Linked DNA regions of Mus musculus: region 1 is linked to region 2. Evidence: chromatin loops called from intact Hi-C (ENCODE). Cell type or tissue: left cerebral cortex. All regions are shown on one strand.

Region 1 (8,000 bases), 130 kb after region 2:
GAACATGCACCCTCTACTTTTTCTCTGCAGTCACAGCTCAAATATCTTCTCAAAGAAGTTCTCCTTGGCTCTCACTCTGTTCCCCTGTACCCTAGCCATGCTTTAGGTTTTTTTTTTTGTTGTTTGTTTGTTTTTCCCGAGACAGAGTTCCTCTGTGTAGCCCTGGCTGTCCTAGAACTCACTCTGCAGACCAGGCTGGCCTAGAACTCAGAAATCCGTCTGCCTCTGCCTCCCAAGTGTTGGGATTAAAGGCGTGTGCCACCATTGCCCGAGTGCTTAAGTTTCTTAAAGAACTCACTGTTCCCCTTTGGCATAGCTGGTATCCAAGGAGGCCACAAAACCAACCTGGAAGCAGACAGAAGAGCAGTGAGGACAGATGCTAACATCAGTGGCCATCACAAAGGAGCCATAGCATTGGCTCTGTCCTGCTCAGTGCTCCCACTGGGGAAGGTAAGATCAGTACAGCTGGGTTTCCAGTTAACCATGCAAATGAGACAGCCAGCTGGGGATTATGACAGGCATTATTTTCAAATAGCACAGAATTTTAAAAAGAGTGTGCACTTTATATAACCTTTATTTACTTATTCATCTCCACCAAGACATGGCCTTGAACTCAGAAATCCACCTGCCTCTGCCTCCCAAGTGTTGGGATTAAAGGCGTGTGCAAAGCAGGAATTCTGTCTCCTACACAATTCTCCATGGCCCTGTAGATGTGTGAGAAGTGGTAAAAGAATCAACAATGGAAGGAATAAATGGGCCAGCCACAAAGGCCTTCGTTCAGCAATGCAGAACACTAGATAGGATAAACAAACATTATAACGTAAGTGATCCTGGCCAGTCTTCCTTTCTGGAAACTGTTTCCTCTCTTGGAGCAACCCCTGATATCCTAACTGCCAGGTAGGCCTCTCTAGAATCAGAAGCACATACACGCAGAGAATGGTAGAACACACTTCTGCCCCAGGTTCTTAGGGAGCGCAATAGAGGAATGCCCATCTGAGGCTAAGCTGGGCAACATTTTTTATGCCTATTGAGAAATCTCTAAAAAGTGTTTTGGCTCAGTGGTAGGAGTACTTGACTAGTATACAAGGCCCTGGCTTCAATCTCCAGCACCTCACAGGGGAAACACGTAACATGGGCTTTCTTTTATTCAACAATTACTTTCCCGGTGGCTTCTACTAACAGTAGAATGAAATTAGTAATATGAAATTTAGAATCCCTTCTGCCACCTACTTAGGAAAAAGCAAAAGCAAGTTCTTAGTACACTGTTTCCTTTATGATTCTGCCAGGGTAGAAAGCAGGCTAATCTAAAGCCATAGCCAGCAAGCAAAGAAAGGCTGGCTGACAGAGCAGTTGCATGCAGAATATCTCTTGTATACCTGCTCACAGCTGCTCTGATTGTCATTGTCACTGCTGTGCAACTGGAGGAAGAGCCCACGTTCCAGAGATGCACATGTGGTCAATCACACTATGAGTACACATGGCATATTGTCACGTGCCCACACCCCATGCCCATGTGTTTCTGTTTGCCTAAGCCCCTGTTAATGCCAGTACAAATCCCTACACATCTGTATGCTTTCATAGTCACTTCACTCTGTCTCCCTCTGAACATCCAGGGAAGAAAAAATTGCAGTGTCAACAAAACTCACTTGTGTTCATGATGAACTTGTTTGTTTGTTTGTTTTTTCAAGAGTTTCTCTGCGTAGCCCCAGCTGTGCAGGAATTTGCTCTGTAGACTAGGCTGATCTTGAACTCACAGAGATCTTCCTGCTGATGCCTACTGAGTGCTGGGATTAAAGGCGTGTGCCTGATGAATACCATTCTTCAGGAGCAGATATCAACACATAGAAAGACGGAACTCAGTAAAAGAGAAACCTTTTCCCACATGCAGATGTGACTCACTGATGTGAGCTGACTTGCCATAAAGTTTACAAAAGGCTTGGTCATATGATCAAGAGGGACATGGATTTACCAGAGTAGAGCAATAACAAACTTTAGTAAGCCTAGGGTCGGAGGCTACAGTTTCTATTTACGAAGCTTACCAGCCTATGATCCAGAACCCTTGAAGTTATCTTAGGCCTATCTGAGAAGTGAGGCTGCCTTGTATGTCTTCAAAACCCTTCCCAAGCTATGATTATGTTCAGTAAGACACTAAACTAAGGACATTAACACTAATCAACTGGGACTAAAGCGAAGTAGGTGATATTACTCAACATTGAATTCTCAAACTAATAACGAGATAACTGAATATATTCATCATTATCAGAGCTCAAGTTGGTTCTTATCTGGACCTCCAGGTCAGGTGGCCATTACTGTGAAAACATCATGCAATAGTAGCCAAGTGGTTTCTTTGCCTGCAGTGTCTATCTGACCTGAAACACGAAAGCAGACTACATAGAAATGACTAACTATTCCCACCATGTATGGTATTCCCCTATCTGGGGCAGCACAATATGATAGTTAAAATGGTGGGCCATGGCAGGGGGCTGGTGGGTGGATAAATAGATCAGTGGGCAAGAATACCTGTTGGGTAAACATGAAGGCCTGGTTCTTAGCCCAGCACCAGTATAAAACCAAACCCCTCAACTCGAGACTAATACCAGTGCTATTCAGGATGGAGACATGAGGATTGTTGGGGCTTGCTTGCCTAGCTTTAGGCTCCTGGAAAGACCATATTTCAAAAGGAAAAGCAGGATATCCAGTGCCCTCCTCTGGTCTCTGCATGTACATACCCCTCCCTCCCACATATATAGTACATATAATGGTGGGCTATGAAGTCAAGTTATTTGGATTAAAATCAAGGCTCTACTCACTAAAGATCTATTTGTACTATAACCTGGGCTAAGCACATGCCAGAGATGGTAAAATAGTGTGTGTTTGTGTGTGTGTGTGTGTCTGTGTGTCTGTGTGTGTGTGTGGTGTGTTCTGAGCTATCCAGGCTCCAAGGAACATAAAACAAAATCTGCCTTCATAACAATCATCACAATTCTAGGTTGTACACTGATGCCTGGCTCAAGGTAGCTAACCTGTGCTTTATATAGCCCAGAGGTTCAACAAGTGCCACACCCCAGAACACCTGGCACCTCTCCTAGCATCCACCTCAAATTACACAAATCAAAAAGGTACCATCCAAAAATGTCTGTCTTTTGAGTGGCAGCAGCTGGGCTCTTGCACATTTTTTCTGGGCACTGATGCTATCTAAGCAGCTTGCTGTTGTAAAGCAAGGATCCATGGATCCTGCAGAGAGCTTCCTCAGTAGTAATTCAAAGCCAGTGCTTCTACCATCTAGAGCAGTAAGAGCAAAATGGCACACTCTTCTCTTTCAGCATCTTCAAGAGCTCTGATTTTCTCCCCAGTTGTTCTGACTCATTTGAAATAGCTCTGAACCACTGAAACAGACTGCATATATGAAATATCATGCACACAGCTGGGTGCCATTTGTTGAAGGGGGGCAAGCATATCATTGGGTGTTTCCTTTCTATGACCTGCCCTAGCACCCTGTCCTCTTCCCTGTGGACATAGTTCTGTCCTCAGTGTACGTCCTATACTGTTACAGATTTGGGGTTTTCCTTCTCTGCAAGGCCAGTGAAGAATAAATTTGTAGCATCCTGTCTTAGTCAGGGTTTCTATTCCTGCACAAACATCATGACCAAGAAGCAAGTTGGGGAGGAAAGGGTTTATTCAGCTTACACTTCCATGCTGCTATTCATCACCAAAGGAAGTCAGGACTGGAACTCAGGCCAGGAAGCAGGAGCTGATGCAGAGGCCATGGAGGAATGTTCTTTACTGGCTTGCTTCCCCTGGCTTGCTCAGCTTGCTCGCTTACAGAACCCAAGACTACCAGCCCAGGGATGGCACCATCCACAAGGGGCCCTCCCCCCTTGATCACTAATTGAGAAAATGCCTTACAGCTGGATCTCATGGAGATCCTTTCCCTGTGATAACTCCAGTCTGTGTCAAGTTGACACACAAAATCAGCCAGTACACATCTTATTCCCAACACCTCAACTAAAAGCATTACAAAGTACATTTCCCTCTGTAGACCTACACTGCCACCTGCTTTTACTCAATAGCCCCTAGTGGACTCAGTTCCGGATCTCTCAGATATCTGAAGTTTGTGCTCACATTTCTTTTGCTTGAGCAAATCTGAAGTAACGAATTTGTCCCTTTTTAGACACATATGCTGATATGATGACGTCAATGAACCTAGATATCCAAGGACACGTGTGGAGGTGCTTCACAGATACAGGTATGCTTGTCTACCTCACCGTGTGTCCTCAGGGGCTAGGTCAAGTTCTTATGCAGCAATTCCACAAAGTGGGGTTACCCTGTCAGACTTTGTGGGGGTGAGAAGTAAACCTGCCTCTGTTGTTAGGCCATGAGTCTGCTGCAGCTACTAATAAGGCTTAGAGAGCACAGCCAGCCCCGGGAGAGCGGAGATGGCTCGAAGGCCTCAAAGCTTTTGCACTGGGGATGTGGGTGTGGGGCCAGTCCCTACCCTGCTCCTACACAGGGAAGCCCTCATCTGGAATTAGGCCCATTAGGAGCAGCATCCCAAGTGATTTTATTAACTTTATAGTCACCCTTTTGTTTTTGGCTCAAAGTAGCTCTGCTCAGTTGGTTAACCTACATTTATCCTATACTTAGCTCTAAATTGATGACTGAGCTATTTCTAGGCTACTGTGCATAATGAGATCATTCCAAAGAATAAACTCTAGAAGGAGATTCCTAACTATTTTTTTTTTCAAATACCATCTTATGCCATGGTAAGATTGCTGGAAATTATGTACAGCTATACAATGTGACTACATTTAAAAGGTGTTTATCTATAGATTTCATTCTCTCACTTGCAAACATTTCAGGTATGCAAGGACCCAGAATTACATTTCTATTTTTCCTTACAGTCAGATCTGGTAGAACATTGTGGCACATGTGTACTTAGTCCCCATCTGTTACACAGGGCAGACATTTCTCACAGCCTATATTGCCTGCCCATATGCACTCAGTACATGTTTTCTAACTACTTTATAGGTAAGGAAACTGAGGCTGGAAGATGACTCTTCACTGAAGATAACTGGCCCCACCCTGGTAGGTCTCCAGTTCCTGTTATTGACTGGAGCTAATTTCTAAACCCAACACAGCTTTTATACCACTGACATGTACTATATCTGTCTCTCTCTCTCTCTCCCCCCCTTTCTCTCTCCTTCTCCTCTTCCTCCTCCTTCCTTCCCCTCCTCTCTCTCTCTCTCTCTCTCTCTCTCTCTGCTTGTTCCTCCCCTGATTTCTCACTGTTTAGCTGTCAGCTTCCCACGGGTTCTTCCTGGACCTTACTTCTCTTTCAGGCTAGGTTGAAGCACAATATACCCTTACCCTTCTTTAAATAGTCTTTATACTCCGTTATGTTACTCACCCATTTCTTTAATGAATCCTGGGGACTACAGGGCTTTGCATCTGAATCACCAAGCATATCACAATGGGACCAAGTCCATAAGCACTGTATAAACAGCAGGAACTGGCATACAAGACCAGTCTATGCAATGACAGAAATGGCTTCATAATTTCATAAATAAGGGAATACTTAGCCAAATCTTCTAAACTAGCTGTCTTTCTAAGTCTGGACAGTCCCCTCAGAAATACCACTTGCTGGCTTTCAGTTCTTTTCTTTCTTTCTTTTTTTTTTTTTTTTTTTTTTTTTTTTTTTGTTTCTTCGAGACAGGGTTTCTCTGTGTAGCCCTGGCTGTCCTGGCACTCACTTTGTAGAGCAGGTTGGCCTCGAACTCAGAAATCCGCCTGCCTCTGCCTCCCAAGTGCTGGGATTAAAGGCGTGCATCACCACCGTCTGGCTCAGTTCATATTTTTGATGATTACAGTGGTGACACGAAGTTTGGGCTCCTGAGTGAAACCCAGGCGTAGTGGGCATATTCCATCCTTCCAACCACAAACTCCTCTGGAGGTGGAATCACCATTTTGAGGTCTCACTGGAACTGTTCAATTACAAGGTCCCTTTCTGCTGGGATGGAGTGATATAAGTCTAACACAGGCCAGTGGGAGCCCATGAAGAACAAACCATGCCAGCCAGCCATGTCCCTATGTCCTTGTTCTATCTTCCAAGAGCAGCCACACCTGATGCCCCTGGACCTTTCAGTGTAGTGAGTCAGTACTAGGGGTTTTTTGGGGGGAGGTGCTTAAGGGAACTTGATTTGTGTGTTAAATACAACGAAAAATGTGCTCTGATAACATTGCATTTTGCCTGGCTCACAGCAGCAATTTAACAAAAGTCAGGTCCCTTTTTCTCCCCAGGTCAAAGAAAGAAAAGTACCTACCACATAGATGGTGCCCCAGGAGATGGTGCCACCCAAGTGTTTGGAACAGTGCCTGGCACTGGTGGCCGACCTGTTGAACATGATCACACTCTCAAGCAGGAAACAGGCAGGAGAGAACTCAGAGACCCTGGGTTTGATTTCTCCACCTTTTCATGACTGATTCCATTGCAGCGTTGCCAGCTCCAGGTGAACACGCTCAGATTCTACAAAGCTGGCTGCAGAAGACTGCTGCCACCGTGCACAAGCACTGCGGGGGGGCACCTTGCCGTCTGTGGACACAACCCCTGAGGTTTGGATGAACCTGCATGGCTTCTGTCAAGTCCCTCTGTCTGCTATCTCAGCCACTCGCTGCCTCTGTGCCTCAGGACATTGCTACTCTAGCTTCAAAGCCACACCACCGCGGGGACTTGTCAGTTCTCTATGTAAGCTTCCCTGTGCTGCCCCCTTTCATGTTAATCACAGGGAAAATGTTGGACAGAGAAAAGGCCCTTGTCCCTCCTGCATGGTCTCATGCTTTGCCAACATACCCGTCTTAACAGGAACTCGGTTTATTTTTCCTGCTGTCAGAATTGTCTTTTCCTTTACAGACATTTTTTGTGCACTGCCATTGAATGTAGGCTCCATCTACAGGATGAAGCCTAAGACTCTGCGCATGTTGAACTAAGCTTTAGGGGAAAATAACAATATTCTGGCATGACCACTACTATAGTTTCCATTTGGACTAATGGAGTTTTTCAGAAACATAAAGAGCTGTCATTTCAGTCTTAAGATGAAGTGCCTCAAACCACAGAGGGTTCAGAGCTGCCTGTCCTATGTACCCAGTCTCTGCTGAATCTGACTGCACCGATCTGAGTGCCCTTAGCTGCCTGGGGTCTCTGCCTGTCCTGCCACACTGTTCCCTGTCTCAGTCTTTGTGATCTGTGAGATGGTACAGTGTAGGAGATTGGCTGGCTGGCTTTTGTTTTGTTTTGTTTCAGAATTGCTTGGTACAAGTTTACCACCCTCGTCCCCATGACTCTTTTCTGTGTAGCCCAGGCTGCTGTAAACTTGCTGTGCAAGCCATGAGGAACCCTACTGGATGTTACTGTTGATGGTTCTTTTCTTCAAGACAGAGTTTCTCTGAGTATCCCTGGCTGTCTTCAAACTCAGTTATCCGCCTGCCTCCTCCCAAGTGCTGGGATTAAAGGTGTGTGCCACCATCACCCAGCTCAGATGGTTCTTCATGGCAGGATTAGAAGCCACGGTCAGCAGAGTGGCAGCTATACAGAGGCACTCCAGCAGGTCTCAGTTTGTAAATCTCTACCACTTAGGGGGGTTGAATAACCCTTTCACAGGGGCCTCATATCAGATATCCTACATGTCAGATATTTATTTACATTACAGTTCATAATAGTAGCAAAATTACAGTTATGAAGTAGCAAGGAAGATAATTTTAGGGTTGGAGGTCAGTCACCACAACATGAGGAGCTGTGATAAAGGGTCACAGTGTTAGTAAGGTTGAGAGCCACTGTGCTATGTTCCTATGTGGGGAGTTATTGTTACATACTTGGGGAAGGCTGAAATGACCACAGTATCCTGTCCTCGGCTGAGAACAGACCTGACACTATACTGCTGATCAGCAAATGCTTTGTGTTGAGCCTTCCCTCAGAGCCCACCTGTGGTAATGAACACTCAGCACTA
Region 2 (8,000 bases):
AAATAATTGCTCTCCTAAAACTGAAGTGTTAAGTTGCCGCTTCCTAAGAGGTGTAGTTTAGGGCTTTCTCTCGGTACCACAGTTGATTTTCACTGCACTTAAGCTATATGCTATTAATACCTTCACAGAAGCTCCACGTCTGCCTTTGTCTGATAGGCGAGTTTGAGTTTTCAGAACTGCAAGAGCCTCTCATCATTGTAACTTAAGAGAAAGCAGGAAACTGAAGTCTATGGTTAGATGACGTCGGGAAGTATTCTTAGCCTCTGGCTTTGAGCTGCTTTCCTTTTCTTGGATTTTGGTAAGGATATATAATTCAGTTCCATTAGAGAGGGTGTTCACAAAGCCAGCTGTCAAATTCCCACATCAATCCTCCTCAGAATTGCCAGAGGTTGACATGCCTGCAGGTTTGTCTCAAAAACTCTTTATTAGCAACGAGGAATTAAATTTCCTATGTAGACAAATTAACTTCTAAACTACAAGGAAAACAAACGATACACAGAGGGGTAGGGTGGAGCCATCTCATTCCAAGCCTGAAGCTTTCTCAAAAAGTGTTTCCCCTCTTCTGTTTCCTTGGTTTCTTCCACTCTTGTTGACACTACTGGGTTATTACCTACTCTGGAGGCCTGTAACTCTTAGCTATCTCCATCCAATTAAAGACGTACAGGTAACTACTAGAAAGTGTTTTAAAACTGCTTGGTTTGGGCAATTCTTCAAAAGTAGGAGAAATCAGTAGGGTAGGCTACAAACATGGTTTTAAGTAAAAGACTTCTTTGAAAAGACAAAATGCTATGAGTTGGCTTGGAGTAAATTAATGTAGCAGTGAAGGAGATGAAAGAGTCTGTTTTGTAAAGAAGCCAGCCTCATGGTCTTCTATGTTAAGTTTTATGTATTGGAATATGTGTCACACAGATTTTCAAGTCTGGTCCTTTCTTCTGAAGTTGATAACTTTATATACACACAGCTCTAGTCACACGAGAAGTGATAAAATAGAAGTTAAAAATTTTTCCAAACATAAATATCCTCCCATGCTCACTTTATTTATTCTAATGGGTCAGAAGAAGAGACAGATGCTAATATTGTAAGTGAAGTTACGCTGCAGCTCCAAGCTGACAAACTGAAGCACTGTGGCCTGAGGCAGAGGCAGGACTGTGTGTGAGACTCCGCCTCCATCCACTGCTCTCTTACAGAGGACTCAGAGAAGCAGCTTTTTCCTTGGTATTTATAATCACTGAGTTTTCTTCTAGATTTATTTATTAATTTTTGTGTATGGGTGTTTTGCCTACACAAAGGCATGGCTGGTGTCTATGGAGGTCAGGAGAGGGCACTGGAGCCCCTGAAACTTGAATCATGGAGGGTAGTGAACTACTGTGTGGATGCTGGGGATCCAAACCAGGTCTGATGCAAGAGGAAAGTTGCTGAGCCATCTTGCTAGCTCCATTTTTTTTTTAAGTGTGAGGAAAACTACAGTCTCTGATTTTAGTATTTTATAGTTTGATAACTTCATAACTAGAAATGTTCCAGCAGAAAGTGAGCTCTGAATATTTATGCTTTAAACTAGCCCAGAAAGACCTTGGAGGAAAATCTTTGATCTTAAAAACAAAAACAAACAAATCCCCAAAATGAAGACCAACAGTTTTCCTTCAAACTCTATATATTCTTTAAAAACTTTTCCTTCAAACTCTATATATTCTTTAAAAACAAACACCCAAATCCATTATGTCATGTTCATGGAGAATTATATTCTGATTAAGATACTAATTGGGTTGATTGAGATATAGCTCAGCAGCTCAGAGGTCTACTGTTCTTGCAGAGTTCCAGAGCTCTGTTCCCAGCACCCACATTGGGCAGCTCACAAGTGCTTCTAAGTCTAGCTTGAATGCCTCTGACCTATTTGGCACCTGCATGTGTGTATCCCTACAACATACACATAACTAAAAATAATAAAAAATTTAAAATATTGATTTGGAGGAAGAAGGTATGAGTAGGTGTTTCCTTATAATTCCTAGTAGTAGAAATTCCTGTTTCCTTATAATTCCTAGTAGTAGGAAAAGATATACTTTGTATATAGCATCCATCCCTCCCTCCCTCCCTCCCTCCCTCCCTCCCTCCCTCCCTCCCTCCCTCTGTTTCTTCCTTTTTACCTTCCTTCCTTCCATTAAACAATGTTTGAAAATTCCTGTGTTAAGTTAATTTGCCCACAAAAATATAAAGCCCTTTAATGGGATATCCAGAGCCCATGGGATTTTTTTTTTTTAACAGACACCATGTGGTGCAATCTGTTACAGTCTACAAGGCAGGATGGGGTGGGGTAGTCTCGGCAGGGGCCAAGAATAAAGTCATCTGTGGGAATTTGTGAATTATTAACCAAAATGGAGAAATGGCTCAGCTGCAGCCTTTAAACACCTTCTCTTTGCCCAAAATTGTGTAAGCTTTATTAGATTATACTTAAAAAATACCCAAGCCAAGCTAGCGAGTCAATCAGTGTGGGGAGAAAGAAAACACAAAGCTTTTTCTGAGAGGTTACAATGCCATTCATTTTGTATTGTAATTCAACCTACTGGTGATTTAATTTACAGATCTCAAAGGAAGTGTGCACTCAAATATTTGAGGACGTTAACATATCAACCACTGTTTAATTTTGGAATCTTCCGGCTTACTTGACACAATATTTTACCAGCTAACAAATGTTTAGCCTTTTTCACTTGACTGAAGAGAAGTACGTTTCACGTTGCTTCATTCACCTTTTTATGTGCATATGCTGGGAGACTGGATGTTTAAAAAGAGCCCTTCCTCGTGTTCCTGTCTACGTCTAAATCTGTTTACTGATTTGGAGTTGCTGAGAAACCTGCATTTCCCTGCTAAATCAACTGCATGGCTGGAGCCCAAACTGTAATGTAACAGAAAAAATTATCAATTTGTTTTCATGACAGTCTTGAGAATGTATAAAATTGTTCTGGCCGCTAAGTCAGTGTTCCATTGCCTCCTCTCTGTCTCCTCTCTTAAAGATGCCTTCAGCTCTTAAGCCGATACTTTTTATAGCTATGTATGTAACAGCTCTAATATTTTGTGACATTTTGTATTGTGACACTATAGATGAAATTGTCATCGGACTGACACCTTGTGCTGTTTATTCCTTAATTACAACTGTTAACACTGCAGAGAAGTGTGCTAATCTGCCAGCACATATTATGAAAACAATGTTATTGTTACCCACACCAACACCCACTCAACAGGACATTTCCAAGATGGCAGTGAACAGGAACATGTTACACAATGGATGATTTACTAGTTTTTGTTGTAGTGAGGGCTTATATGCATTTTAACTTTTTCTGTTGTTTTCTTTTAAAAATACAAATGACCTAAATATTGGGGCTCATACCTGTAATCTCAGTTATCAGAGGCTAAAACAGGAGAATGGCTGTGACTTCAAGGCCAGGTTGGTCTACAGGGTGAGATTTTTATCTTAAAGGCAATAAAAACAAAAAACAAAAACAAAAGAAGAACCTTTACCACAGTGAAGGCACATTTGTGACTGGAATCCCCACTGTGGAACAGTGTAGGCTCCCCCTCACTAGAAGCTGTCTCCACAGCTAGGAAAGCTCGCTCTGTCTTCTCCCCAGTGCTCGGCAGCCAGGAAGGAACTGGAGACTCAAGAGGGCCGTGATCCACAGCTTTCTGGGTTTTATTCTTAAGTTTTAGAGATAATAATAGAAAGGAGGGGAGGACGAGTTGAAAGATGACATTTAGGAAGGGGTATTTGTTTTCACAACGTTGGTAATCTTCAAATAAGCCTGTCAGAATTCAGTAGCCATTCCCAGCTCTCATAGATTTTTTTTTTTCAAAACCACTCGCGCTGTCCCAAACTGGCCACATATTGAATGCTTTCGAGTTAAGGACTTGGAGGAGTCTGTAGGAAGCACACAACCCCAGGAATCTATTTTCTGATAACTAGTATTGAACAAGAGCAGCTAAGCGTGGCAGACTTTCATGTAAGGAAGGCAGCACCTTGTTCCTGCTTCTGTTCCCAAAGTGAATGATGAAAAATCGCAACTTTAGGATACCTGCAGCCAACCTGTTTAGTTGGGAATGAGGGTGTGGGTTTTAAGCACACATAACACTGGTTTAATACCATATTTAACAAACATTATGTCTTACCATTAATTTTTACACTTTTCTTGGCAAGTCTATGACTGTGCAAGGATCTAACCTGAGACCTTTCAGAGGGCTCTCAAACTGACGTTGCTGCTGAGGAAACAATGAGACAATAGAAAACAATAACAAAATGAAACTTCTTCCCTAAGTCCCCGCCATGGATTTACATAGTTTTATAAAAAAAAAAAAGTTTCAAAGAGCACATGAATAAGTTACAACTTTGCCTCGGTTTGAACGAATGGTACCTCATTTTGATTTTCAGCACCAATTGGATATGGTGCTCTTCCTAAAAGAAACAGTTCCCACTTGGGGATATGTTCTTCTACTGATGCCCAGTAACGAGTCTGAAAAAAAAAAGTAAGAAAGCATATCAAACTGTTGAATTTGGTTCTTCACAACAGCCTAAATGTTTATTATCTTCAGTGTGTATGTGTGCACCTGTACACACTCTCTCACGTACATGTAGAGTGCATTTTCTCTTTAGTATATTTTATGTTAATTTTGGGGGAAAGAACTGGCTACTTACTAGAGTTAATTTTCAAATTTCTCAGCAAACCAGAGCCTGGCAGAATTAAGGTTTTAAATTTTATTTTGATTTTACACGCCCTCTTGTGGCCAGCCTTGTGATTATTATCAGTACTGTCACTTATGGTACCTGTTATTAAATGTTTTTGTTTACAATTCTACATCCCATAACTGGGGTTATCCATAGTGAAATGATTATAAAAGATTATACATGAGCAATTTCCTTAGAATTAACAGGAGAGAATGAGACCTGGACCTAAGATCAAGAATGCAATAACACGTAAGTTGGCGCCTCAAGGTGTGTGGGGTGTTAAATATCCACAAGTCTTTTAAAAGAACACTTGACACGACAAATTGTCATTTTTCTTAAATTTATGTGCTTGTATACAAATTTAGTGTCCATGTGTGGTGCATGTGCACATGTGTGTGCACACATGTCCATGGAAACTAGGATACTGCGAAGTCCCGTCTACCATGCTCTGCCTTACTCCTTTGAGACAGTGCCTTTAATCCTGGAGCTAGCCTGGCAATAGTAGTCCTCCTGTGTTTTGCTCCACAGAGCTGGGGTTTACGGCATTTGGGCCATGTCTGGCTCTTTAAGTGGGTGCTGGGATCCAATTTCAGGTCTTAATCAGCAAGTCCTCTTACCTGCTGAGTCAGTTAACTCTCCAGCTCTTTAGATTTTTATAATGAGAAAATAACTAATGTACCCATTTTGATGGAAACTGCTTGCAAATTAAGATGCTGTATATGTCTGACTGTTGGCTGTCTACTGCTGCACTGTGTAAAGGAGGGCTTGGGGTGCCAAAGTTTTCATCATGGGATGGTATTTTCTATTGGATGAACATAATCAGTACTTGGGGGAGGATAATTCAGCATTGAATCAGATAGCACTAGGAACACATAAGTTTTCATTCTGAGCACGACAAAGATACAGTGGTTCTGATGTTTGAAGATGGCGTGAGAGATTCTAAATATCTATACATCTGTGCATGTGGTCTGAGAAACGGCTTGACATACGTAAGATAAAGGTTACCCTGCTGTGCCAGAGTAGCTCAGAATACTATCCAAGGCCAGAGATGGGGGAGGGGGGTTCTGTGCCATTCACGGCTGAATTAACCACTATTGTGTGCCCTGTATTTGCTAAAATAAGGCATTGGTGAACTCAACAAAGGAGGACATACCCAATGCACAACTTTGAGCCAGAGATTTTTCCGCATTGGATCACTGCTTCTTCTTGTTACCCTAAATGACACAGAAAATTGAGGGGCAGATTCTCAGCCTCAGACTTTTGAATCTATTCTTATCCCTGATTGGGCAAAAAGAAAAATTACATCTGAGAAAGCTCATTAGAAGTAGAAAATGAAACTATTTTCCATGTAGTAAATTCCTATCCACACAAACTCATCCAAGTACCAAGTATGGCCAATCTTCTTCCAGTCTGCTTTTGAAATCTGACTAATACAGTTGTTTGTATTGGGTGATAAGCATGGAGGTAGACATTTTTTTCTTCTTTCTTTTATCTTCCATTTTTGTTTTCTCCACATGTAGACTCACAGCAGTCTCCTGTCTCAGCCTTCTACCATGTAACTGGTGGTTTGCATCTGAATGGCTTTGGCCACAGCCTGGTCTAGGAATGCTATTGTTCCTCCTTACATTTCCAACAAGCACTCCTTGGTTGGGCAATATGTCAATGTGAAGAGTCAGCCTATAGTCCTGGTTCATTAGGACAGCTGCTTCAATGTGACAAGACAAGATTTTTATAACATTTATGCTCTCTGTTCCCTGAGCCTTGGTGAATATTGATGTCCCATTCAGGATGAGCACCGAGTCTCTCCTCAGCACTGTGACCAGTTAGTTCTGCAGCTGCACTGACTACTGCCCATTACAGAAAGAAGTTTCTCTGACTGAGGCTGACAGCAGTCAATATGGGTATATGGGTATAGGCATAAATATTTGGAAGGCAACTTTGACAGCATGCCCATTTAGGAAAATAACAATATTCTAGGGCCTATGGACTCCACAGCCATGGACTTTTGACCAAGATTCCAGTATCAAACAAGAAATTCCACCCTGTGAAGCAGGTCTGAAATCCAATGAGAAAGCAGTTAGTTACCCCATTAACAGTTGTAACATTATTATAGCAGGGGGCATGTCTTTCCTGGCAGCCTGGCAGTGGAGCACATAGGGTTTAGTACTACGTAAGACCACTGATGTCTTTTCTCTTCCAGCAGCCTACATAGCATCTCCTGACACTATGAAACCTAGGCAGCAGGGAGGAAGTTTCCAGTCAGTTTAAAATTCACTTCTCCATATCTAGAAGCCAAGAGTATGGTGTCTGCAGCAGTAGCATCTTATCATGCACTATGGTAGGTAACCAAGTATGATGGCAACAGCAATAGGCTTTGTTGTCTTGGAGACTTTGCAGGCTTCTTGACCAATAACTCACAGGAAGCATCCAGTTTTCATTTAAAAGCTCATGTCATTGACATTGTCTACCTCTGCAGGGCAATTCTATTTAGAAGAGGAGGCCAAAAGAATGTGAAAGTCAGAGGGTGATGATGAGTGCTTGAAATGCTGTCTTCTGGACATGGCATGGCTATCACAGTCATAAGCACACAGCTGCTGTGGTTACCTACACAGGATCAAGGCAGCCAGAAGCCCAGCAGAGAGGGGAGAGATGAAGAGCTATTGGCAGTGGGTAACTGCTGGGGGACAAGACTCACTCTTTGTTGAGGTGGTAACTGGTAAGTTTGCCATGCTTCAGTGAATCCCTCACATCCATGCACATGTAGGGCAGCTCTAACTGGACTGAATAGGTTATTTTAAAGGGGGAGGGACATGGGGGCTAGAGATAGATATGATCTGTATTCCATCAGAGAACTAGGATGCTGGCAGGTTAAGACACTTGCCACTGAGCCTGATTATCTGAATTTGAGTCCCAGAATCCACATGACGGGAGGAGAGAAACAATGATTGCAGGTTATCTTCTGACCTCCACATATGTACCACAGCATGTGTGCATGCATGGCACTTGTGTATGAATATGTGCTGCACACATGCATTCATAAACACAAACTGGATGTAGATTTTTAAAATTATCAATTCTGATTAGATAATTTTTTTCATCAAGATATCCCTTAATTGCTAACAACATATAAAATATTGTACTGTGGACATAAAAATATTAACCAATCCTTTATTACTTTTCTTGTTGACTAAAACCTGGGCAATATAGCTGGGAAGCCCTTGTTTATCTTGCAGGGAACTTAGAGTTGTTATTCTTGTTAGAGTTAACTTAGGGTCTTACCTCAAGAGAAAGC

What was found. A loop is a pair of places that touch in the nucleus more often than their neighbours do. Peaks named below come from ENCODE experiments on the same cell type or tissue, not always from the same donor. Only the 100,000 strongest peaks of a DNase experiment are listed, where the experiment ranks them.
Region 1: a loop joins it to region 2, with 2.7 times the contacts of the local background. A loop is called at or near these places in 2 of 42 quality-filtered maps.

The regions. Positions count from the first base shown.
Region 1 is chr14:12,168,897-12,176,896 of GRCm38, reverse strand. The region is part of intron 13 of Ptprg (protein tyrosine phosphatase, receptor type, G); the gene reads right to left. Among named protein-coding and RNA genes, the nearest start is that of 3830406C13Rik, 110 kb to the left of the region's middle. In left cerebral cortex, no CTCF peak of the experiment used is centred here; DNase peaks (open chromatin) are centred at 4,156, 4,528 and 4,909.
Region 2 is chr14:12,297,644-12,305,643 of GRCm38, reverse strand. 3830406C13Rik (RIKEN cDNA 3830406C13 gene) reads right to left here. Exons shown (of 5, transcript NM_178141.3): 4 at 7,988-8,000; 5 at 2,413-4,496. The coding sequence ends at 4,365. Among named protein-coding and RNA genes, the nearest start is that of 3830406C13Rik, 17 kb to the right of the region's middle. In left cerebral cortex, a CTCF peak has its summit at 4,768 (motif pointing left); a DNase peak (open chromatin) is centred at 4,752.